Linked DNA regions of Homo sapiens: region 2 is linked to region 1. A link is an interaction called in ENCODE POLR2A ChIA-PET data of the cell type or tissue named here. Cell type or tissue: PC-9. All regions are shown on one strand. Each heading gives the region's core, and the rest is flanking DNA. Links, peaks and the distances in the headings are about the cores only. Region 1 overlaps ATG10 (autophagy related 10). Region 2 has its middle 11 kb from the start of RPS23.

What was found. ChIA-PET counts read pairs that join two places held together with the same protein. Peaks named below come from ENCODE experiments on the same cell type or tissue, not always from the same donor. Only the 100,000 strongest peaks of a DNase experiment are listed, where the experiment ranks them.
Region 2: POLR2A ChIA-PET joins it to region 1 with 6 read pairs; 6 of 35 experiments call an interaction of 5 or more read pairs at or near these places.

Annotation. Positions count from the first base shown.
Region 1 is chr5:82,153,018-82,165,316 of GRCh38, reverse strand. It overlaps ATG10 (autophagy related 10), which reads right to left. Exons shown (of 8, transcript NM_031482.5): 4 at 780-918. Among named protein-coding and RNA genes, the nearest start is that of RPS23, 120 kb to the left of the region's middle. In PC-9, for the core only: no CTCF peak of the experiment used is centred there; a DNase peak (open chromatin) is centred at 6,136; H3K27ac peaks cover 1,393 bases.
Region 2 is chr5:82,260,725-82,273,023 of GRCh38, reverse strand. No RefSeq gene overlaps it. Among named protein-coding and RNA genes, the nearest start is that of RPS23, 11 kb to the left of the region's middle. RefSeq lists a silencer at 1-14. In PC-9, for the core only: no CTCF peak of the experiment used is centred there; no DNase peak of the experiment used is centred there.

The DNA.
Region 1 (12,299 bases), core at 4,069-8,068:
GCACAATGCTGCTGATAAGGCCAGATACAAAAGGAGAAATAGGGCAAGGGGTTGGCTGAACAGGAGGCTCATCTTGGTCCCTGGGCCTGGGTGGCAGCACATCCCAATGCTGACCCGGTTTAGGCAGTGGACTCTAAGCGGGAAGCCATGGCTGTGCTGCAGAGTGAGGACGCCATGTGGCTGCTGATTAAATAAGCTTTATTAGCTAAGGCCTCCAAGGAGACAGGGTATTCCACCTTCTTGGCAGGGGAATGAGTTGAGTAACAGCATCACAGGAAGCTAAGGCATTGGAGATGTATAGATGGCTGAAGGAAATGTTAGTGCTATTTTTAAATACAGCTTAAGCTAATTGATAAACATTTCTTAAAATAATTATTAGCTTTTGGGGAAGGAGGCACAGGAGCTTCTGAGTTAATTGGATCATCTGAGATTAAAATAAATTTTTACTGTAAAGTTAGAAGTAAATAAACATTGTAGCTTTAAGTTGTTCCTACTTGTTTAAAGTAAAGAAAAGAAAAAGGGCCAGGGGGCTTAGTCAACTTCAGGCAAAAGGCCAAGAATCTGAAGATCAGACTTAAGGCTGAGATGATATCATTCACGCTGAAGTCTTGATACCCTTTCTGAAGCATGAGAAAATTTAGTGGTAAAACCTTACCTCACCCACAGTTTTCTCATTTTTAACTCTATTTTTTTTCCTCTGGAGAATAATTTTCCAAATATGCTTTTTGCTTTATATGTAAATGTTATAAATTTACTTTTAGCTTCAGACATGTTCTTACCTAAAAAGCTTGCCCTAAAGTAAAGTACAGGCACTTGGTAGCTACAGGAATATAAGACATGATACTCATATTTAATCACTTCGGACGCTGCTGCAGTTTCAATCACTTCACAATCATCCAAGGGTAGCTCGAAAGCCTCCTAAAAAAAAGCAAAAACAAAACGAAAACGGGTTTCTTAATAAGAAAAGTACTAACATGGAGAGGAAAAGAGGAGATTTTCTTCTCACAAAATAACAGTTAAATAAATATAAGGCTATGAGGCAAGGAAAAGGGAGTTTCCCATATTAATGTTTAACATTTGAGTCCTGGGTAAATAGTAAAACCAGAAAACATTAGCATTAAGTAATTCCAGATTGTTTTTGAGACACAAAGAGGCTCTGGATAAAGAAAAAGGAAAAAAAAATCTGAAAAGATCTATTGCCTGAAAAATCTTTACTGTACAATTTTAGCAACAAGATGATGGCTATATAAGCTACCTTCTTCCCTACCTGTGAAAGCTAAAAACATCCTAACAATTGAACAAGAGGCTGTGAAATGTCCCTAAAGATTCTATTGTACTTGCCAAAAGATGATTCATTGTGTGCTGAACAATTCCCAGTTCCATTTTGAATAAGAAAGTTATTTTGCAAGAGGTTGAATTTGTTAGGTATATTTCAAAACCTGAGATGATTCTGTTTTCTTCATTATTGTGCTATCTTTGGTATATTTCTACAATAAATCTTGATTTATAATAGAGTAGATGGCAAATATTAATGTCAACTTGAACAGAGTTTTGTAAGCAGAGATGATGATAGTCATCTCACTTCTCACCTGATCATTTTTTACTGGTTGATTTTTGTGTGTGGGGCTTTTAAAAGAATGTACCTTACTGTTTAGAAGCAATTAATTGGACATGTTGAGTCAGACCCTGGTTCCATCCACTTTCACTTATTTATTGGGGTTGAAGAATTTCCTTTGAAATTAAATTAGTACTAGAAGGAATGAAGCAGGTTGGTTTAGCTCATTTCTACCTCTCATTAAAACAGTAACAACAATGAACAATCAGAAATAACTAAGGAAAGATTTCATACTTTATCAATATGAAATAAGGTTTCCTGTGGAGATAAGCAAAGCCCCAGACTACTTTCAAGATCTGTATCTCCTTTACAGATAATTCTGTAATTCCCTACTCACAGTCAGTTCACTGGGGAGATATTACAATGGATAAATCACAACTGGAGATGTTTACAAAATATTTTTCACTAAACTCCAGTAAACACCATCAATTAAACATAATAAAATAAACAGAAAGAAATCATGGAAATAAATATGCCAGATACAGAAAATTAATACAGTAGCAAGAAAAAGATTTTTCTATTTTGTTTTCTTTTTAAATTTTCACTAGGCATAGGTATCTGTACCTTCTATTACATCAATTCTTTTAACCAAATTCTTTCTTTTTGGTCAATAATTGGGTTGCTTAGCATTTATAATTTCCTTTCTTTCTTAATATTATAAAATAATTCTATCTTGGTGGTAAAAATTACAAATATTGCACAAGTACATAAAAGAAAAAATGAAATTCCCCTCATCTCAGCACTCCTATACCTCAGGTTTGTAACCATCGTTAACAGGCCAGAGTGTATTTTTTTTAGACTTTTTGATTTTTGGCACACAAATACATATACACACATAGACACACACACACCTCCTCCCCACCCCCGCCCCTGCTTAAATCCTGCTATACATACATATGCTCCTAGAGTGGATATTTTCACTCGTGGGCATCCTGCCACGTGCTGCCAAGTCACTGCTATAGATTTAGTGCCTTTTAATGCCTTCTCTATATTTCACTGCATGACCACACCATAGTTGCTGTTGTGTTTTTTTTTAACATTTCCATATTGCCAGATATTTTAGGTTGATTATAGTTTTCTGCTACTTACAAATAAGGCTGCAATGAATATCACAGCACATATACCCTTGCATACCTCTATTTTTTCTATGGTGCAGATTCCTAAGGGTGGAATCACTGTATCAAAGGATATGAGCATTTTAAATTTCAAGAGATGCTGAATCTCAAAAATTCCATCCTCAGAAAAAGGCTGTATCAATTTATATTCCCAGCAAAAATGTCTGAGAATGCTCTTTTCCTATATCCAATAAATACTGAATATTGTTTTTAATTTTTGCCTGTTGATGAATTTTTAAGTATCAATTTCTTATCGTTTTAATTCCTAGTTTCTTGGTTACTTACTAGTGAAGGTGAGCAGCTTTACCAATATGTTTATTGGTAATTTGTATTCTCCCATGATTTGCTTGTTTTTATTCTTTACCTATTTTCTGAATATTTGCATTTTTCTTATTGAATTATATAAACTCTTTGTACATCGGAAATAATAACTATTAGAGATAAATATATATGTCTGCACCATAGAAAAATAGGTGTGCAAGGATATGTGTGAAATATATACATATATACACACATATATAAAAAACACTTTCTGTTTTCTTTCAACCATTTGTTGTACTTTTTTATCACAAAGGATTTTCTTTTTTTACTTTTATGTAGTCAAATCTGTACATTTTCTGTTTATAGCTTCTAAGTTACATGTCTTCATCAGAAGGCTTCCTGCTGTACCCCACCTCAGTCTTACAAATTATAAAGATGTTAAATTTCTTTACTATATACACGTTTTAAAATTAAAATTTAGATCATTAATCCAACTGATTTTTGTTTTGTATATAGTGTGAGGTAAGAAATTTTCCTAGATGATTTCAATAGTTCATCTTTCTTCCATTGACTTTAAATGTCACCATACCTCTGTGTGTGTGTGTGTGTGTGTGTGTGTGTGTGTGTGTTTATTCTCTAATCTTCTCTATTGAGCTATTTCTCTTCTTAGGCCATCACTGTGCAATTCTTAAGTGCATACTTAATCGAAGGATTTGGGTCATTAATTTCTATAGAAAAGTGCAGAAATAGACTGCCTGAGACCCAGTGCTGCTAGTTAAGATACAAGTTTTAGAAAAAATATCCTTCACCCAAACTCGAATTAAGCACTCAGGAATGTGCTGGGGTTGACACCAGGTATGTGAAACTGGTGATCAATTAGGCATAGATCCATATTCTCTGGAACAGGTAGGAGGCTCAAGAAATAAGAGGGAGGGGACAGAACAAGCTTCTTGAAAATCCTGTTAGAAGTCTCACTCCAGTCACTGTTCTCACTGGCAGCTGAGTGCCTTTGTGGGTTGTGAAAGCCAGGGGTATTTGTCCTCTAATTAGGACTGCTACTATGTCACCCAGTGTTGCTCTGGGCAGTCATCTACATGCAGTGACATTTCTGCATGCTTTACTCATATTAGATGAATTTGAATCCTTGGTTTGTGTCTGCTAGCATCTTTCCATCATTTGTGGTCACCTTTATGATGCCCATTAAAATATCATTCCTTGAAGTCATGCAATTTGGAAATCTCAGACTTCTACACATATTCTGCTTCTCTTTCCAGTTAAAAGTGCCAGATGGTTTTAGAACTTCAAGACTAAGGTTCTTGTCTTACTCATTTTTGTATTCCTGGAGATTCTAGTACAGAGCTGAGAACCCTAGTAAGCAATATTTTCTATTTCAGTCTGAAGATCTGTTTCCTCCTATGTAAGTATGTTATAACAAACTTCATAGGTAATTTACCAGCAATCTCACACCATCCTAACAACTAAAAAGAAGTAAATGGAGGAGTAAAGATGCAAAATATCACCAAAGAGGATATACCAATGGCAAATAAGCACATAAAGAAGATATTCAATATCCTTAGCCATCAGGGAAATATAAATTAAAACTATACTGAGATATCACTAAACATCTGTCAGAATGGCTAAAATAAACAAAATAGTGGACACCACCAAATGTTGGTGAAGATACAGAGAAACTAGATCATACATTGCTGGTTGGAATATAAAACAGTGTATAGCCTCTCTGGAAAACCATATGACAGTTTCTCATAGAAGTAAACATATAATTACCACACAACCGACCAACTGCACTCGAGGATTTATCCCAGAGCATTGAAAAACCTGTGCATGAATGTTCATAGCAGCTTTATTCAGAATAGCCAAAAAATTGAAACAATGAGGTGTCCTTCAACAGGTCATGGTTAAACAGACTGTGGTACATCCATACCATACTATTTAGGAATAAAAAGGAACAAACAATTGAGATACACAACAACCTGGATGAATCTCCAGGGAATTATGCTAAGTGATAAAAGTCAATCTCCAAAAGTTATATACCGTATGATTCCACTTATATAACATTTTTGAAGTGACAACACTTTTGAAGTCAAAAACCGCAGATTAGTGTTGGGGGACTGGAGGGCAGAGAGCTAGTTATAAAACGGCAACATGAGATATCTTTGTGGTGATGGAACTATTCTGTATCTTGACCATGGTGGTGGATATGTAAGCCTACACATGTGATAAAACTGTACAGAACCAAATACACACACACAGACACACACAATGAGTACAAGTAAAACTGGGGAAATCTGAATAAGGTCAGTGGATTATATCAATGTCAACATCCTGGTTCTGATATTATACTATAGTTTTAGAAGAAGTTACTACTGGGGGATATTGGGTAAAGGGTAGATGGGATTGTTATTTCTTATTACTAAATGTGAACCTATGGTTATCTCAAAAAATTTCAATAAAAAAATGGAAAGCACAGAAACAGTGAGGCAATTTGAGGCTTGTTAAAAACTAAATAAAATTTTTAAGACCTCATGGTGCTAATAATACAGATGACAGAGGGATCATGTTAATAAAGAGAGTCTAATGTCTGGGATTTGTTTGAAAATAATACAGGAGAGGGGTAAGTGGATGGAAGTATAGAAGGAGCATGACTGGCATGGAGTGGTGATGGCTGAGATTGTTAGATGGGTCCCTGGGTGTTCATTATACTGTTCTATCTACTTTAAGGAGTATTTTAAAGTATTTAAAATAAAAAATTAAGATAAAAAAGTTTCTGATACCATGTTACAGAACACAGAATGAAGAGAATTCTAATAGTGAAAGAAACCTGAATCACTCCACCTAGTCCAACATGCTCATCTTGCAGATACAAACAACAATACACTTCCTGTTGGTGCCTTACCCAATGCCACCTAGCTCCCACTTATCCAGAGTTTCACTTTCTACAGTTTCCAATTACCCATGATCAACCATGGTCTGAAAATATTAAGTGAAAAATCCAGAAATAAAAAACTAATAAATTTTAAATTGTGCGCCATTCAGAGTAGTGTGATGAAATCTCCTGCCATCCCACCTTCCTGGGATGTGAATCATCCTTTGTCCAGAGTATCCATGCTGTAGACACTACCAGCTCATTAGTCACTTAGTAGCAATCTGGGTCTTCAGATCTACTGTTGTGGTATCACAGTGCTTATGTTCAAGTAACCCCTATTTTATGTAATAACAGCCCCAAGGCACAAGGGTAGTGATACTGGAAATTTGGATATGCCAAAAAGAAACTGTTAATCTCTTACTGTGCTCATTATAAATTAGACTTTGTCACAGCTATGTATAGGAAAAAACATAGTATATATAGGGCTCAGTATTATCTATGGTTTCAGGCATCCACTGAAATATCTCCCACACCAATAAAGCGGGACTATATAGTTAGGGGTACAGGAAGGCCTACAACCCTTATCTACTGACACTGAAACCACTGCTCTTTGTACTGTAGTATACCACTTAACTGTTACTATGCTTTATTTGGACTGATGTTCTGAACATCATAATCGTAACACTTTGAGTTAGTTAATATTTTTATTATTTTTCTTTTATTATGTGACTTTTAAAGGATTTGGGTATACAGTGAGCCCTAGGTATACACGGGGGATTGGCTCCAGAACCCCCCCACCCTGAGGATACCAAAATTCACAGACGTTCAAGTTTCTTATATAAAATGGTAGAGTATTTGCATATAATCTACACATATCCTCCCATACTTTAAATCATCTCTATATTACTTATCATACTTAATACAATGTAAATGCTATGTAAACAGCTATACTATATTGCTCAGTGAATAATGGCAGGAAAAAAGGTCTATACATGCTCAGTTCAGATGCAACCACTATAGTCCTAACTACAGTTTTGATCCTGGTTGTCTAAATCCATGGATACGGAACCCACAGAGATGGGGGGCGGGGGGGCAGCTGTATTTCATTTGATATTAAGAGTAATTGAAAAAAGAAGTCACAATATATTGATTTTTCTCAAAATGTTGCTATTTCATGAAGATATGTGTATTTAGAAAATTACATTCATTCAAGAGCTAAAAGATTAAATGGTTCACATTAATTATAGAAACCTTGATTTTATTGAATTCAATTAACAATAAGTTGACAGTGATCTCTCATTTAAAAAATCTGATACGAATTAAGCTTTACAACTAAATCCCATTAAATAGGGATCATGCTGAAGACACTTCACAGCTATTTTATTGAAAGCAAACCCAAATAGTGTATTGGGCCTTGGAAATGAGATCCATATCTCTATTTAGCCTACAGAGAAGGAAGAAAAACTTTTCTTCTATCACTAATAATCTGTATTACTATTACTGAGCAAACGTAAGTAATGAGCTTTATTCATAACATCCCTTGAGGAAAAGATAGTTGATTTGTTTGTTTTCTACCAGTCAGGTCTTTAGTTCAAACCTAACATCACTGGTTCAAAGACAGTCCACAGTCCTTAGCTGTACTGAAGACTGGACACAGAAACCATCTCATCACAATGGAAAGATGCGATGTAATATACTCTTCATTTGCTGATTTTCCTGAGCCAACAGCCATTTAATATTTTCAGAAGTGATAACGACTGATGAAGCCTTCTGATAAACCACTGAAAAATCAATTCCTCAAGAAATAAAGAATTTTAATATTAAAAAGTTTAAAGTGAATTATAAAAATAATCTGTGGGACCTTAAGTAATCAGCTCTTGTTTTGTTTGTTTCAAGGCTCATTATCATACAGTGGAGTGGTCTTTTCACTATCTTAATTCCCAGAATGACTTTTTCCACAATCCCTGTGGCTTCTGAGTAAGTGACTGTCACAAGAACCTTTGCAAGCAACGTAATTCTTTTAGCAACTGTAAATGTTGTATATGGTACATATCAGCGGGTTCAACATATGTCTAACAGCATCCAAGGCAACACTGAAACAAAAAAGGGTGGTTATAAGATGATCCCAAGGATAATATCTTAGTGAGGCTCTCCCCTTCCCAGTAATATTATCACTACTACTACTGATTTTTTTTTAAAAGGGGGTAAAAAGGTGCCATTCTTTACTCTCCCTGCTACATCAACCAAAGTGAATTAGCAACAGCATGGCCAACGTGGGTTCCCACTGAGAGGAAGAATCTGTTTCCTGTGCAGGATTAAAACCTCTTCTCCAGGCAGGCATGCTCAAGGGCGAGGCAGGAGGGAGGGGATGCAGAAACCCGCCACAGCACATCTGGCAGTTTTCTGGATGTTTACAGCTGGCTCCACTGTGCTTCCTAGACCCTGTTTCTTTTAAGACTGCATAGGAAACAGCAAGACAGCTAGTGCCTGGAGCTGGGAAGCCAGCAAACACGCCAAGTAAAAGGTGGAACTGTGGAAGAGGCTATCTCTTAGAGTCCATGCTACAAAACACAGGTTCTTTGGCAGGAGGAAATAGTAATAATGCTTAATCGCACTTATCACTTATTTCTATACATCTAAAAGTAAAAGAATTAGCAGAATAATGGATTTGAAAATCAGAAATTCTTTATGTAAAACATGACAAACTAGAGGAAGAGGGGAAAATTTTGACCTCTTGAAAAATTATCAAGCTTCAGAAGTCGGTCAAGTGTGTTTCTCTTCAGTGTTACCCTTTACATGTGACATAAGAAAGGCCAGCATCAACTCTAACAGTTTACAGTTTTTCTAAGCCTATTGATGTACATCATGTAATTTGTTCCTCTGCTCTAGGAGGAAGGCCCAAGGTCTCCAGCAAGTAAGAAACTGAGCCAGGGCACAAAACTAAGCCTTCAGGCTCCAAGTCCAGGGTTCTTTCTAGCCTGCAAAGACCATCAGATTCTTGGTGGTGAGAAATGTTAAACAGACGTATTCCTGGCCTCCACCCCCAAAATTCTAATCCAGGAGTTCTGGGATGGGTTTTAAGACTTCACCTTATAAGCAGTGTTCCTGGTGATGCTATGCAGGTCTTGCCTCACATACACATGGAGGGTCTACTTTGTGATTCTTTACTTTTGTAGTCTATGGAATTATAAAGTCAGGAAACTCATTCACCAAGACCCAGAATTATGCCATAAACCGGTTTGCCTTCACTAGCTGCTCATCTATGTTTTGAGAACCACCGTTACTTCATTTGGTCTCCTCTCGGAGGGAGCCTAAATGCACTTCCATTAACCTAAGACCTCAGCTTATCACCCCCCACTCCCAGTTTATTGCCCCATTCCTTCATCTTCTCCTATATAAAAATTTCCTTCATTTTGTCCTTTTCCTTCTAATTGGTTAGTTAATTCTTGCTAAACTATTAATGGCCATTAGTGGCTTAATATGTTACTCCTTTATCAATTATTATATTCAACAGTAGATTTGTGGCTGATAACCCTAATCAAAAGGAATCTTTAATAATGGAATTTGGAGTGCCAAAAAGGAATAAATTTTGCACCACACATGTAACCACCAATCTGTGAAACTTGCCTTATAAGGCAGTCTATGTTTTAACTCCAGAGCCAGAAAATTCTTCCTTGTTACCTTGCTAGAAAGTAAATCAGTTTCCACTAGATTTATCCTTGCAGAAGATTAAGAACAAAGAGTCATTATTTTTATATAATATGAATAAATTTATTTGTTCCCCATATTGAATAAGCCCAGTTTCTCTAATTTTTCTTATATCTCTAGTTCCACAGATCTCCAAACATTTTTCTAAAGGGCCAAGTAGTAAATATTTTAGGCTTCTGTGTGGGCCATAGGTCTCTGCAGCTGCAGCCTGAAAGCAGCCACTGGCAACATGTAAACAAAGGTACGTGGCTGTACTCCAGTGACATTTTATTTACAAAAACAAGCTGTAGTCCATAGACCTTAGTTTGCCTACCCCTGAAAATCCTAATTTTAAGGCCTTCTTTAATTTCATTTTATTATATTTTTACAAGCACTAAACAGAATTTTATTAAAGGACTTGTATCTCCATTTGGTGAACTCTTTCCCCTTTCCATTTTTTTCCTGTCTTAGGATGTTACATTACATTTCCAAGGGTCTAAGAAATTCTGAGCCTTAAAAGGACAATGATAATTAAATCCAATGGGCTGAAGTTTGGCTAAAGTCATTTTCTAAAGTAAGAGATAGCACTACCCTAATTTAAACAAGTGAGATTTTTAAATGTCTTGATGAATAAACTGCAAGTTCCTTCAGCACATGAATAAACTTCTACACTCAAATTCAGAACTGAGTAAATTTCTCTGCCAAAGAGTGAAAATGATAAAGCCTTCATAAACAGACCAAGAGGCAAGCATTGTAGGAATGTTAGAGGACTGTGAATCCTAAAGCACAGGCCCTCTCACACATGCACAAGAAACAGCATGTCTAGGAATCAGCAAGGAACTGTTTCAGTAAGCCATGAGTTCCTTCCCTTGCTCAAAACTGTCTCTGGATTATATGGATATGAATAAGGATTTATTTGTTTCTTTGCTTGGTTTTTACCAGGAGAATCCCTTTAAGATTTCCACAAGTATCTATGACGTGCCAGGCACTATGCTTGTGCTGGGACAAAGATGTGGTTGTTGCTTTTAAATAATACTATAATATTTCAGCAGTAATGAGAGCAACATTAAGCTCTCAGCTTTCTATTGGGATTCAAGGAGACACTCAAAATCTCGGATAAAAACACATAGACTTCAGAGAAGCATAATATAGGCAAAAATAAAAAAGCACAGAATTTGGAGCTAGATGTGGGTTCAATCCCTGGCTCTGCCACTCATGGAATGGACAGGTCATTTGACCCCTCTATGCCTCAGTTTCTTCACTTGTTAAATAAAGGCATCTTTCCCTTGTGATTAAATGAGATAATGTATAAAATGTGTATATCTGGCACATAGGTATACTAATTAATCATACATTCATTCAAAAAATGTTATAGGATACACTAAATATTCTAGATCAAAGGTGTCCAAACATTTTCTTAAAGAGCCAGATAGTAAATATTTCAGGCTTTGGGCATCATAAGTCTCTGTCAAAACCACTCAACTTTGCCACTGCAGCATGAAAACAGCCTAGATAATATGTAAATTAATGAGTGTGGGTTTGTTCCAATAGTGCATCATTAATGAACACTAAAATTTAAATTTCATATTATTTTAATGTCATAGAATATTATTCTTTTTAAATTCTTTTTTTAACCATATAAAAATATAAAAACCATTCTTAGCTTGTGAGCTGTACAGAAATACACAGCAGGCTAGGTGCTGTGGCTCATGTCTGCAATCCCAGCGCTTTGGGAGGCTGAGGCAGGAGGATTGCTTGAGCCCAGGAGTTCAAGGTTGCACACTGCACTCCAGCCTGGGTAACAGAGTGACACCCTGTCTCTAAAGAGAAAAAAAAAAAAAAAATAGGCAGCAGGCCACAGTTGCCATCGTCTGCTCTAGACACTGTCCTGGGGCCTGGGAATAGAAGAGATAACAATAATAGATATTATGTCCTAATATAAGGAAATACATTAAAAAATAATCACACAAAGAGCTATAAAATTATAATTACAACAAATACTATTAGAGAAAATGCACAGAGTCCCCAAGTACATAAAATTTTACCTCCAAATCTATGAATTTTGTTTGTGAGATTTTAATTTTTCTTTTTCAGCTTCATTCAAGTGTAAACCAGTTTTATGTAGCACTGATCATTTTAGTATCCTAATCACCCTTAACCAAGGCTTATTTTAGTTCAATGATCACAACACCCACCCAGATAGATTTTCAGGAACTGTTTTTGTCCAAGTTTACCAGATTGCCTAATCACTTAGAATCTGTCACCCCTGTCACCTCTGATTATCCAAGCTTCTTCCCGATAAACTCTTGCTGCAGCCCACTAAAAAGTGTCTGCCTACACTTTCTGTTGCCCCCAGCAATAGTTTCTGCTTGAGAATGCCCCACAAGTTTTTTTCTCAGCTTTACAAATAACTCACTTATACATGTGTGCCCACTTGTATATGCATGGACAGCACACATATACATTCAACTAACTAACGTTCACTGAGCATCTACTATGAGCTAGGCATGGTGCCAGCACTGGAGATTTGTTGGCAAACAGATATGGTGTTTGCTCTCAAGGAACTTATAACTACAGAGAGCGTGGGAGAAAAAAACATTGCATAAACAATTATTTGAGTATAATGTTGCAAGTGCTATAAGAATATAAGAATACATCTTGAGGCCTTATCCAGTTGGCAGACTTGGAAAGGCTTCTATTACAGCACACATATCCCTTTGAATGTGAGTGAAGGCAG
Region 2 (12,299 bases), core at 4,210-8,209, 110 kb before region 1:
ATCTGAAACTTGGTAAGACTAGTTTTTGGAACTTGCCCCACTCCATCTGAGTGGAAGCGTGGCCTGATCACCCATGGTGTGCCTGTATTGGCACTTTTGTTCTGGTTTTGACTTGGCTTGACTTGGTAAAACTAGTCTTTGGAACTTGCCCCACTCCATCTGAGTGGAAGCGTGGCCTGATCACCCACGGTGTGCCTGCATTGGCACTTTTGTTCTGGTTTTGACTTGACTTGAATTGCTGGATACTGTGGTTTTGGTTTTGACTTGGCTTGAATTTTTTGGTACTCGGATTTTGAATTTCGTGATTTTGGTTTGGTATAAACGGTAACAGTGTGTGTGTGCCCTCTTTACCCGTTCTTTGTCTTCTGGTGTGTGTGTGTGGTGTGAGCGTGGTATTTTGTCTCAGGAAAAAAAACAAACAAACATAGGTCAGGTGCAAAGTAAGCCCACCCCACTAGGAACTATCTTGAAAAATTTCAAGAAAGGATTTAAGGGAGATTACAGTGTTACTATGACACCAGGAAAACTTAGAACTTTGTGTGAAATAGACTGGCCAGCATTAGAAGTAGGTTGGCCATCAGAAGGAAGCCTGGACAGGTCTCTTGTTTCAAAGGTATGACACAAGGTAACTGGTAAGCCAAGGCACCCAGACCAGTTTCCATACATAGACAGTTACAGCTGGTTTTAGACCCCCTTCCCCACCACAGTAGTTAAGAGAACAGCAGCATAAGCAGCTGGCAGAGGCAAGGAAAGACCAGCAGAGAGAAAAAGAGACCATCTATACCAATTCTAAGTTAATTTAGACTAAACAAAGTCTTATTAATAGCAAAGGATAATTGAAATCCCAAACTGACAAGGTTTTCAACAAAAGTGAAGTTTGCTAAAAGTTAACAGTGTAACATGTATTATGGTAACTTCTAATCTTGTGGCCTTAGACAATCTAGTTCAAAGACATAAAGAAAGTTCGCTTTAAAAAAAAAAAAAAGGAATGGTTATCTTCAAAAAGAAAAAAAAAAAAGGAAAAAAACGGGGAGAGGCAGAATTTATGTAAAAAGAGTGTTACATGGTAAATTCTTGTCCTGAAATAAATTAACTGGTTGTTTAAAAAAAAAATGTAATAAGTCAGAAAGTTAAGACATGTTGAAAAATTGTCTGCAAAAGTCGTGAAAGAAAAAGTTATAAAAAGTATTTATGCAAAAAAGTTGTATAATTTAAAAGTAATAAGGCCTCCTGAGTACTATTTTAAAAAAACAGTTTATGTGCAAGGTGTATAAGAAAAGTAAAATATACCTTTGGTAAAAAAGATTATAAAAGGGCATAAAAATGTGGATTTTTACCTACATTAAAAAGTTAAAAAAATTGTTTTAAAAGTTTAAGCAAGTTTTAAAACATTAATTGTAAAGAAAATTCTGTGTGTAAACATATTAGCTAAAGTTAAAAAGGTGTCATCCAGTTTTTCTGTGAACTAGACATTAAAAATGCAACAGGTTTTTCTTAAAGGATCAACCTGTTCTTTAACAAAAATTATAAAAAGTTAAAAAGAGTCTATAAAATCTTACATGGTCAAACATAAAAAATTGGATAAATATGTCTACAAGGTTTTATTAAAATTAAGTTTAACATTAACACTAATATAAAGGTAAAATTTAACTTATGTGGTATAAAAATCATACAAGAAGCATTATTAAATATAAAATGGTGTTTAGCTTTCTTTGGTCTAAAAACTAATAAAAATAGGTGCTACAGGAAACATTCATTTTACTAAAGGATCATAGAAGCTAAAGACTTAAAACAAACTTTGGCAATTAAGACAGCATACCAAGATGCAAATGCCTGGTTGAAATAGATCAAATATTCCATCTGCACGTTAAACAAAAGCAATTGTTATGCTTGTGCACATGGCAGGCCAGAGGCCCTGATTGTCCCCCTTCCACTAAGGTGGTCCTCTAGTCGACCAGGCATAGGCTGCATGGTAGCTCTTTTCCGGGACTCTATAGCCTGGAGTAAAAAGTCATGCCAAGCTCTCTCTGCTATATCCCGAAGTCCCTGCGGGTCAGCCCCTGAGGGCCATCCAGCTTCCATCTCCCAACACTAAGTTCACTTCGTGTCTGTCACAGCAAGGAAGAGACTTAGCATTCCTTAGAGACCTGAAGGGATGCAGTGAGCTTAAGAATTTTCAAGAGCTTATCAATCAGTCAGCCCTTGTTCGTCCCCTAGCAGATGTATGGTAGTATTGTGGTGGACCTTTACTAGGCACTCTGCCTAATAACTAGAGTGGCACTTGTGCTTTAGTCCATTTGGCTATCCCTTTCACCCTGGCATTTCATCAACCAGAGGAAAAACAAAAAATAAGACATCATAAAGCGAGAGAAGCCCCTTATAGGTCTTTCAACTCTCACATCTATTTAGATGCAATTAGAGCCCCGCAAGGAATACCAGATCAATTTAAAGCTTGAAATCAAATAGAGGATTCAAGTCAATATTTTAGTAGATGACAGTCAATAAAAATGTAGATTAGATAAACTACATCTATTACAACCAACAGCAATGAGCTTTTCATGAGTTAAAAAGAAAAACTCATGTCGGTCCCAGCCCTGAGGCTACCTGACCTGACAAAACTCTTTACACTCTATGTGTCAGAAAGAAAAAAAAAATGGCAGTTGGAGTTTTAACCCAGACTTTGGGGCCCTGGCCAAAGCCAGTGGCCTATCTCTCAAAACAACTAGACAGGGTTTCCAAAGGCTGGCCCCCATGTCCAAGGGCCCTGGTAGCAACGGCCCTGTTAGCACAAGAAGCAGATAAGCTAACTCTTAGACAAAACCTAAAGTCCCCCCATGCTGTGGTGATTTTAATAAATACCAAAGGACACCATTAGCTAATGAATGCTAGACTAACTAGATACCAAAGCTTGCTCTGTGAAAATCCCCACATAACGATTGAAGTTTGCAACACCCTAACCCTGCCATCTTACTCCTGGTATCAGAGAGCCCAGTTAAACATAAACTGTGTAGAGGTGTTGGACTTAGTTTATTCTAGTAGGCCCAACCTCCAAGACCACCCTTAAACATCAGTAGACTGGGAGCTGTACGTGGATGGAAGCAGCTTCGCCAACCCCTGCAAAGTGACTCTGAAGAAGACGACAAGCCCTGCCCCAGTCACACCCGGAAGCTGACTGGTCCACACACGGCCGAAGCATGAGGAAATGCATCGCGGGACTCATTTTCCTTAAAATTTAGAGTTGTACAGTAAGGACTTCAACTGACCTTTCTCAGACTGAAGGCTGTTCCCAGTATTTACATCAAGTCACTGAGGTAGGACAAAAGATTGCTACAGTCCTATTATTTTATAGTTATTATGAATGCCTAGGAACTCCAAAAGGAACCTATTTGTATAATAACACCCAGTACAAAGTATGTAATCCAGGAAGTGACCAGCCCAATGTGTGCTATGACCCCTTTGAACTTCCCATGATCACAGTCTTTGAAGTAAGACTAAGAACTGGTCGTTCTCTAAGGGACACAAGTAAAATAATAGCTAGAACAGAAGAAAGAAAGGTCCCCAAAAATGTAACCTTAAAATTTGATGCCTGTGCCGCTATTAATAGTAAACAGCATAGGATAGGATGCAGTTCTCTAGATTAGGAAAAAAGTTACACAGCATAAAATAAGTACATCTGTCAAGAATCATATTTATGTGAGATATGTCAATACTGGTCTTGTGTCATTTAGGCTACTTAGAAAGAAGATAAGAAAGATCCTGTTTAGCTCCAAAAAGGAAAAGTCAGCCCCTCCTGCACGAGTGGGAGCTGCAACCTTTTAGAATTGATAATTACAAACCCCTCAGACCCAAAGTGGAATAAAGGAAAATATGTAACATTAGGCATTGATGGAAAAGGACTAGATCCTAGTGTAAGCATCCTAATAAAAGGAGAGGTTCAAGAACGCTCTTCAGAACCAGTCTTTCAGATTTTCTATGATGAACTAAATGTGCCAGTACCTGGGATTCCAGGAAAAACTAAAAATTTGTTTTTGCAATTAGCCGAGCAGGTAGCCCAGTCTCTAGATGTCACTTCATGTTATTTTTGTAGAAAAACTGTAATGAGAGATCAATGGCCATAAAAAGCCCAAGAATTAGTGCCTACAGACCCAGTTCCTGATGAATTCCCAGCCCAAAAGAATCACCCTGATCATTTCTAGGTTCTAAAAGTCTTAATTATTGGACAATATTGCATAGCTAGAAAAAGGAAAAAATTCACTCATTCTGTAGGATGACTTAGTTGCCTAGGACAAAAACTGTATAATAGTACCACAAAAACAGTTACACGGTGGAGTTCAAACCACACAGAAAGAGATCCGTTCAGTAAATTTCCAAGGTTGCAGACTGTCTAGGCCTACCCAGAATTCCACCGGGACTGGACTGCCCCCACCAGGTAATACTGGATATGTAGACATAGAGCCCATGCTAAGCTGCCTAATCAGTGGACAGGTAGTTGTGTAATTGGCACCATTAAACCATCTTTCTTCCTACTGCCCATAAAAACAGGAGAACTCCTAGGCTTCCCTGTCTGTGCTTCCCGTGGAAAACGAAGCATAGCCATAGGTAATTAAAAAGATGATAAATGGCCCCCTAAAAAAAATTATACAATACTATAGGCCTGCCACTTAGACACAAGACAGATCATGGGGATACTGGACCCCCATTTACATGCTCAACCAAATCATACGGTTGCAAGCTGTTTTAAAAATCATCACTAATAAAACTGGTCAAGCCTTGACTATTCTGGCCCAGCAAAAAACTCAGATAAGAAATGCTATCTATCAAAATAAATTAGCTCTTGACTACTTGCTAGCAGCTGAAATAATGGTCTATAAGAAATTTAACCTTACTAATTACTGTCTACACATAGATAATCAAAGGCAAGTAGTTAAAAGGCATAGTTAGAAATATGACAAAACTGGCACATATGTCCATACAAGTGTAGCACAGATTCAACCCTAAAGCCATGTTTAGAAGGTAGTTCCCAGCACTAAGAGGATTTAAAACTCTTACAATAGGAGTTACAATAGTAATAGAAACCTACTTACTGCTCCCTTGTTTGCTACCTGTACTTCTTCAAATGATAAAAAGCTTCATCACTACCTTAGTTCACCAAAATGCTTCAGCACAAGTGTACTATAAAAATCACTATCAATCTATTGCACGAAAAGACATAAGTAGCAAAAATAAGAGTGAGAACTCCCACTAATAAAAAGTGAGAGTCTCAAAGGGGGGAAATGAGGGAAGAGAGAGACCCTCTCATACTGTTTTATATTGTTTTATACTCAGTATTTGTTATAAGAGAAAAAACAAGGAAGTGAAATCAAAGACAGGCAGCCCGGCACCAGGCCTAAAATCAGCCCTGGGCCTTCCTGGCCTAAACCTAGTAGTTAAAAATCAACTCATGACTTCGAACCCAATGTTATCCATAGATTCCAGGCATTGTATAAAAGAACATTGTGAAACTCCCTGTTCTGTTTCACTCTGACTACCAGTGCATGAAACCCCGGTCACGTAGCCCCTAGATTGCTCAATCAATCACGACCCTTTCATATGAAATCTTTAGTGTTGTGAGCCCTTAAAAGGAACAGAAATTGTGCACTCGAGGAGCTCAGATTTTAAGGCAGTAGCTTGCCGATGCTCCCAGCTGAATAAAGCCCTTCCTTCTACAACTCGGTGTCTGGGAGGTTTTGTCTGCGGCTCATCCTGCTACACTATCTCTACAAAAAAAATTTAAATTCGCCTGGCATGGTGGTGTGCACCTCTAGTCCCAGGTACTTGAGAGGGTCAGAGGATCGCTTGAGCCCAAGGGTTTGAGGCTGCAGTGACCTCTGATTGTGCCACTGCAATTCAGCTTGAGCAACACAGTGAGACCCTGTCTTAAAAAATAAAAAAAATAAAAAAATAAAAAATCCTGTTAATAGGATGACAAGACAAACCACAGATTGGGAGAAAATATTTGCAAAACACTTATCCAATAAAGGACTTACATCTAAAACAGAATTCTCTAAACAAAAAGTGAGAAAACACAATCCCATTACAAAATGGGCAAATATACGTCTCTTCACAAAAGAGATGGCAAATAAGCACATGAAAAGATGATCAAATCATTAGCCATCAGGCAAATGCAAATTAAAACCACAACAAGTTATCACTATAACCTGGCTAAAGATGCTGAGAATACCAAGTACTGGTGAGAAAGGAGGGCAACTGCATCTCTCATGCATTGTTGGTGGAAAAATAGTACAGTCACTCTGAAAAAGTGATACTTAACAACATGAGCCAGAAATTGTAGTCCCGGGTACAGGACTGAAATACAGCAATGAAAATAAGTGTCCACACAAAAACCTGTACATAAATATTCATGGCAACTTTATTTGGACAGCCAAGAAATAGAAACAACCTAAATACCCTTCAATGGGCCAATATATACACTGTGGTATATCCATAAATGATACACTATTCAGCCAGATTGTTACATAAAACAACTTCTATGAATTTCTAGGGCAGTATGCTGGATACCAGAAGCCTATCTCAAAAAGTTGTATCTGGTATGGATTCATTTATATAACACTCTTGAAATGACAAAATTATAGCAATGGAGAAGTGACCAGTGATCACTAGGGATTCAGAATGGGGGCAGAGTCTGACAATAAAAGGAAGGATCGTACGAGGGAGTTTCTTTGTGGGAATGAAACACTTCTGTGTCTTTATCTTGGTGATATTTATGGAAATCAATACTTGCAGTGGAATTTCATAGTACTATACACACAATAAAAACATGTAAAAATTGGTCAGTGAGTAAATTCTGTAGTTAATAGTTTTGGACTAATGTCAATTTCCTACTTTTGAAAATATACTCTGGTTATGAAAGATACTATCATTTGGGAAAGCTGGATGAAGGGTATACACAAACTATTCTATTGTTGCAACTTCTTGTGTGCCTTAAATTATTTATAAATAAAAAGTAATGTATTTATATATATGTATATATAAAATTTACAAATGGGTAAGTTAATTTAGTCTGTTATTTAATCTGTATTCTCTTTATTTGCCTAGCAAAGCCCAAACCAATCAGAAATTGTTATAGCAAAAAGAATCAGGAGATCACTTAGTTCTGTGGTTCCCAAACCCAGTGACATCAGAATTCCCCTGGGAAACCATCTTGAGGGTATCCATGAGAAATCTGTCAGGTAGTTCTTATGTAGCTACCCCCTGTTTTCTCCATTTGTGGTTATTACTGCTCTCATCTTAGAAGTTGGAAGCCCAAATAAGGCAGCTGTTAAGTATTTTATAAATAAATTTGCCCAAGTAATTGGCACAGCTCAAGTCAAAACAATAGTCTATTCTCCAAATGGAATTGTTCCTGTCAGAAACACCCCATCGCAAAACGATAAACACTGCCTTACAGGTAGCTACTTAGTAAACTCAGGCACAAATTTATCCGGGTATTTAGTAAGAGTTTTTGTTTTCTGTTTTGCGAAGGGGAGTAAATTTTCTGTGTGTTTGTATGAAAATATTGAAACACTCCAGTTACTGATGTTCTGAAAAAAAATTTTGAAGGTCTAAACACACAACACCTCAGATAAATGTGGGCCTTTTCATGTTATTTTTTGATAGCACTGAGAGACACAGTTCTAATATGACAGCTATAAAAATTCGAATGTGTATCTGTATGTGTATTGGATTCCTGTATTTCATTCCAGGAAAATGTCTAGTTGTAGGATTGGTCATAATGGTCACGCTGTGGATAATATTCCTGGAATCTGTTGGAAGGTTGTCAAAGTAGCTAGCGTTTTTCTTTATTGGCTTTGCATAAAGCCAAGAAAAGAGACTACGATAATAAATTACCATATTACAATAAAATGTTCACTAACAGTAACTTATGTAATCTTTATTTTAACCTATAAAATCTATGTCAGTGGATTATTTAAGCATTAACTCACATTCTCATGCTACTGTAGTTGGGGGACTGTCTTTGCTGGTTATACTGAGCAGTCTTCGTTTCTAACACAAATCTTGTCCTTATTGTTTGGTAAAGTGATATTATGTTTGTTAGTACCGGAGGAAGAGAAGTGGATTTTTATAGCTTATTGTCACACTAATGTCACCACAGAAGGTGTAGAGCAAACCATTAAAACATTTAACAATTAAATGTTTTAAAGCATAAATTGTCTCATAGAAGAAAATAGTTTTTTAGAGTGACACATTTGAAGGGAACCATGAGTGACAAATAACTAATATTTTCAAATATGCACATGCCCAGTCGCCACCTCATTCAGATGGTCACTTAAGCCTCTAATATATGATGTGTATCTTCAAAAACAAGGGAGCCACTCACACACAGCTCTCAGATGTGTGCGATGAGCACCATCACAAATTCCTTCCTTAATGCACTCTGCTTTCCAGCTGACCTGAAGCTTGCAAACAGCAATTCTGATGGTAAGGAGGGTAAGGAGGAAATCAAAGTCCCCAGGTCACTAGTCAGATCTAGCCACAGAAGTACCAGCTCCTTTTACTCTGCTTATTTGTGGTAATAAGTTATTGTTGGCATGAATTCTGTTCTCTAATCTAGTCACAGTGTGGGAGAAATTTTTAAATCTAGCCTTCTAAAACTTTTTTTTTGAGACGGAGTCTCACTGTGTCACCCAGGCTGGAGTGCAGTGGCGCGATCTCAGCTCACTGAAAGCTCCACCTCCTGGGTTCACACCATTCTCCTGCCTCAGCCTCCCCAGTAGCTGGGACTACAGGCGCCCGCCACCACACTCGGCTAATTTTTTGTATTTTTAGTAGAGATGGGGTTTCACTGTGTTGGCCAGGCTGGTCTCGATCTCCTGACCTCATGATCCACCTGCCTTGGCCTCCCAAAGTGCTGGGATTACAGGTGTGAGCCACCGTGCCTGGCCTAAAACTCTTTTATTATAGTTAATTAGAAATAGAAATCCGGGCACAGTGGCTCACGCTTGTAATCCCAGCACTTTCGGAGGCTGAGGCGGGCGGATCACCTGAGGTCAGGAGTTTGAGACCAGCCTGGCCAACATGGCAAAACCCTGTCTCTACTAAAAATACAAAAAATTAGCTGGGCGTGGTGGCGCACACCTGTAGTCCCAGCTACCTGGGAGGCTCAGGTGGGAGAATCACTTGAACCCAGGAGGCAGAGGGTGTGGTCAGCCGAGATCGCACCACTGCACTCCAGCCTGGGTAACAGAGTGAGACTCCCTCTCCAAAAAAAAAAAAAAAAAAAAGAAAGAAAGAAAAAGAAAAAAATAAATAGAACAAGGGGCTACATTGCTTGGCTGTGCTAAAAGTGTAGGACATACAGAGCAAACCCAAATTTCAAAGTGTATATGCTAACAGATGTATTATAATGCTTACTTACCTCTTTCAGCAACCAGCTAATGTTTAAATCTGTACAATAATGGGCAAAGTAAGACATGCTTTAAATAATTTTTCATTTCAATCACAGCTGAGAACAGTAGAGAGAACTGTTACTTTTTAAAACGTGTCTTGTTCATTTCTTGCTTTGGAAACTGGTATTAAATAGATTTTGTCATATCTTTTTTCTCCAATAGCTTTATGAATTTATCCAGCTTATAATAAGATTCTTTTTTCTATACAGTTTGACAACTTTAGGTACTCTGTTCGTGTGTGTTTGCAGGTAGTATGACAACTTTTCCCCCACAAGTTCCTAATAGGTTCCAAGTATTTCTCCAGGATCTTAATTATAGTATACAATAGTTGATTTTGTTTGTTCTGTATTTTACACATTTTCTTATATGTTTATAATTAAATACTTTTCTCCTTATCAACATACTCATCTTCCTCCTGCGTGTGTGTGTGTGTGTGTGTGTGTGTGTGTAATGAAAGAAAGCCATTGTGAGTGGAATTTATTTGCCAGGATTCCCATAGATGGATAGGGTTTGGCCCATAGGTGGATTTTAGAGGGACTAGGAACGCCTGAAACTATATGCAGAATTTTCCAATTATGTGTGTATATTTGTGTATATGAGTTCCTAACACAAGAAGCCAGCTACTATTTCAACCTGTACAACAATGAGGATTTAGTCACATATTACATAATTTTCCATTTTAATCACAGTTGAGAACAACTGAGAGAAGTGGACTGTGGTTTGACATGGTTTATGAGTGTTCCCAATGTTGTCCAGTTCTGTAGATGATCCAGTCTGCAGAACCTGCAAAATGCACATTTTACATTCTGCTTTTATTTCATGGCTGCCCTAATTATGGTCATTTTAGGGAAAAGTTCCCATGCTATTTGTAAAAATTAGAAAGAGGGCACAAAGCCTCACCCTCAGGCATAAAAGCAGAGGACAAAAACCCAAAGATGTTTTTAACATCTAAGAATGGAAGGAATAAATCAAATAAAAATGTTCAGTATGCACCTGTAAAAACAAATGACATAAAGTCTGTTACTGCTTAAAAGTATTTGAGCACAGTAAGAAAAAAAGGGTTAAGTGAAACAAATATGGCAAAATCTTGGTAATTGTTGATTCCAATTTATAGGTATGTGAAGGTTAATTGTACTATTTTTGCATATATTTGAAATTTTCCATAATATTTTTTTAAAATTACATACATATTCCAATTGTTTAACTGCATATTCTCTGGTTAAACTGAACCAGAACATGGACAATCTGCTCTTATAGGAGCACAATGGACATGTAGGGGCAATGAAGTCACAAGAAGAAGGTGAGAAAATGAAATTTAACATGCTAAGAAAAATATAACATATTAAGAAGAAATGAAGCTGAGGATCCACGAAATCTTAGCAAGACAAGAGAAAAATGTTTAATTCAGTGATTAAAGCAAAGTAAAATAATTTTCAAAGATTTAAGAAAATGATAAAACACAGACTGCTGCTGGGAATGTAAATTGCTATATCCTTACTGGGGAACAATTTAGTGACATGATCCTATATCCTTTGATCCATTAATTCCATTAACAGCGTAACCTAAAGAAACAAAATGTGAGCACAGGTTTCTGCCTACATTTCTCATTGCATTACATTTTTTTTTTTTTTTTTTTTTCTGAGACAGAGTCTTGCTCTGTCCTCCAAGCTGGAGTGCAGTGGCACGATCTCGGCTCACTGCAACCTCCGCCTCCCAGGTTCAAGCAATTCTCCTGCCTCAGCCTCCCGAGTAGCTGGGACTACAGGCACACGCCACCATGCCCGTCTAATTTTTTTTGTATTTTTAGTAGAGACAGGGTTTTGCCATGTTGGCCAGGCTGTTCTCGAACTCCTGACCTCAGGTGATCTGCCCACCTCGGCCTCCCAAAGTGCTGGGATTACAGGAGAGCCACTGCGCCTGGCTCATTGCATTACATTCTGAAAGCTCTTTGAGGGTAGGGGCTTTGTCTGCCCTACTGACCACTATATTCCTAGAACAGTTCCTGACACGAAAAAGTGCTGAAATGAATGTATGTTAAATAAACAGTGAGGAATTAGAAAAGACCAAAACTCAAACAATAGGATAATTATTTGGTACATTTTGGAATAGAAGAAATCCTAGCTAGTCATTTAAAATAGTATTTTCAAAGAACATTAAATGACATGAGAAAATGTTCCAGATATATTGTTAAGTGGAAAAAAGCAGGATGTAAAACCATATACAGGATGCTCCTAATTAAATATGTTTAAACTAGCACAAGGAAATACATAAAAAATTTAAAAGCAGTTATTCTAGATGATATACACTTCAGTGATTTTTAAATATTCTCCTTCAAATTCTTCTGTGTTTCCCAAATTATCTATGAGGACTCAAATCTTTTTTTAAAAAGGAATTTCTAGTTTTACATTCTATGGATAGATTAAGTCTAGCATTACAAAAAGAGCCAAAGTCTTCTTTGATTACTTCCAAACCAAGTTCCCACTCTATACCTGCAAAGAGTGATCAAAGAAGTCTTGGATCACCTTTTTTACAAGTTTGGTGTCCTTCCTTCTAGATCACTTTTTATATTTTTCATACACTTGCAGTATATGTACCTATAGAAAATACATGGTATTAGTGCATTTTAAAATATAAACAGTATCAAGCTGCATGCATAGTGACTTCTTAGTCTATTTTGTGCTGCTATAATGGAACACTACAGACTGGGTAATTTAAAATGAACAGAACTTTATTGGCTCACAGCTCTAGAGGCTGGGAAGTCCAAGATCGAGGGGTTGCATCTGGTGAGGCCTTTTTTACTGCTTCATAACATGGTAGAAGGCATCACATGGGTGAGAGAGAGTAAGCAAGAGG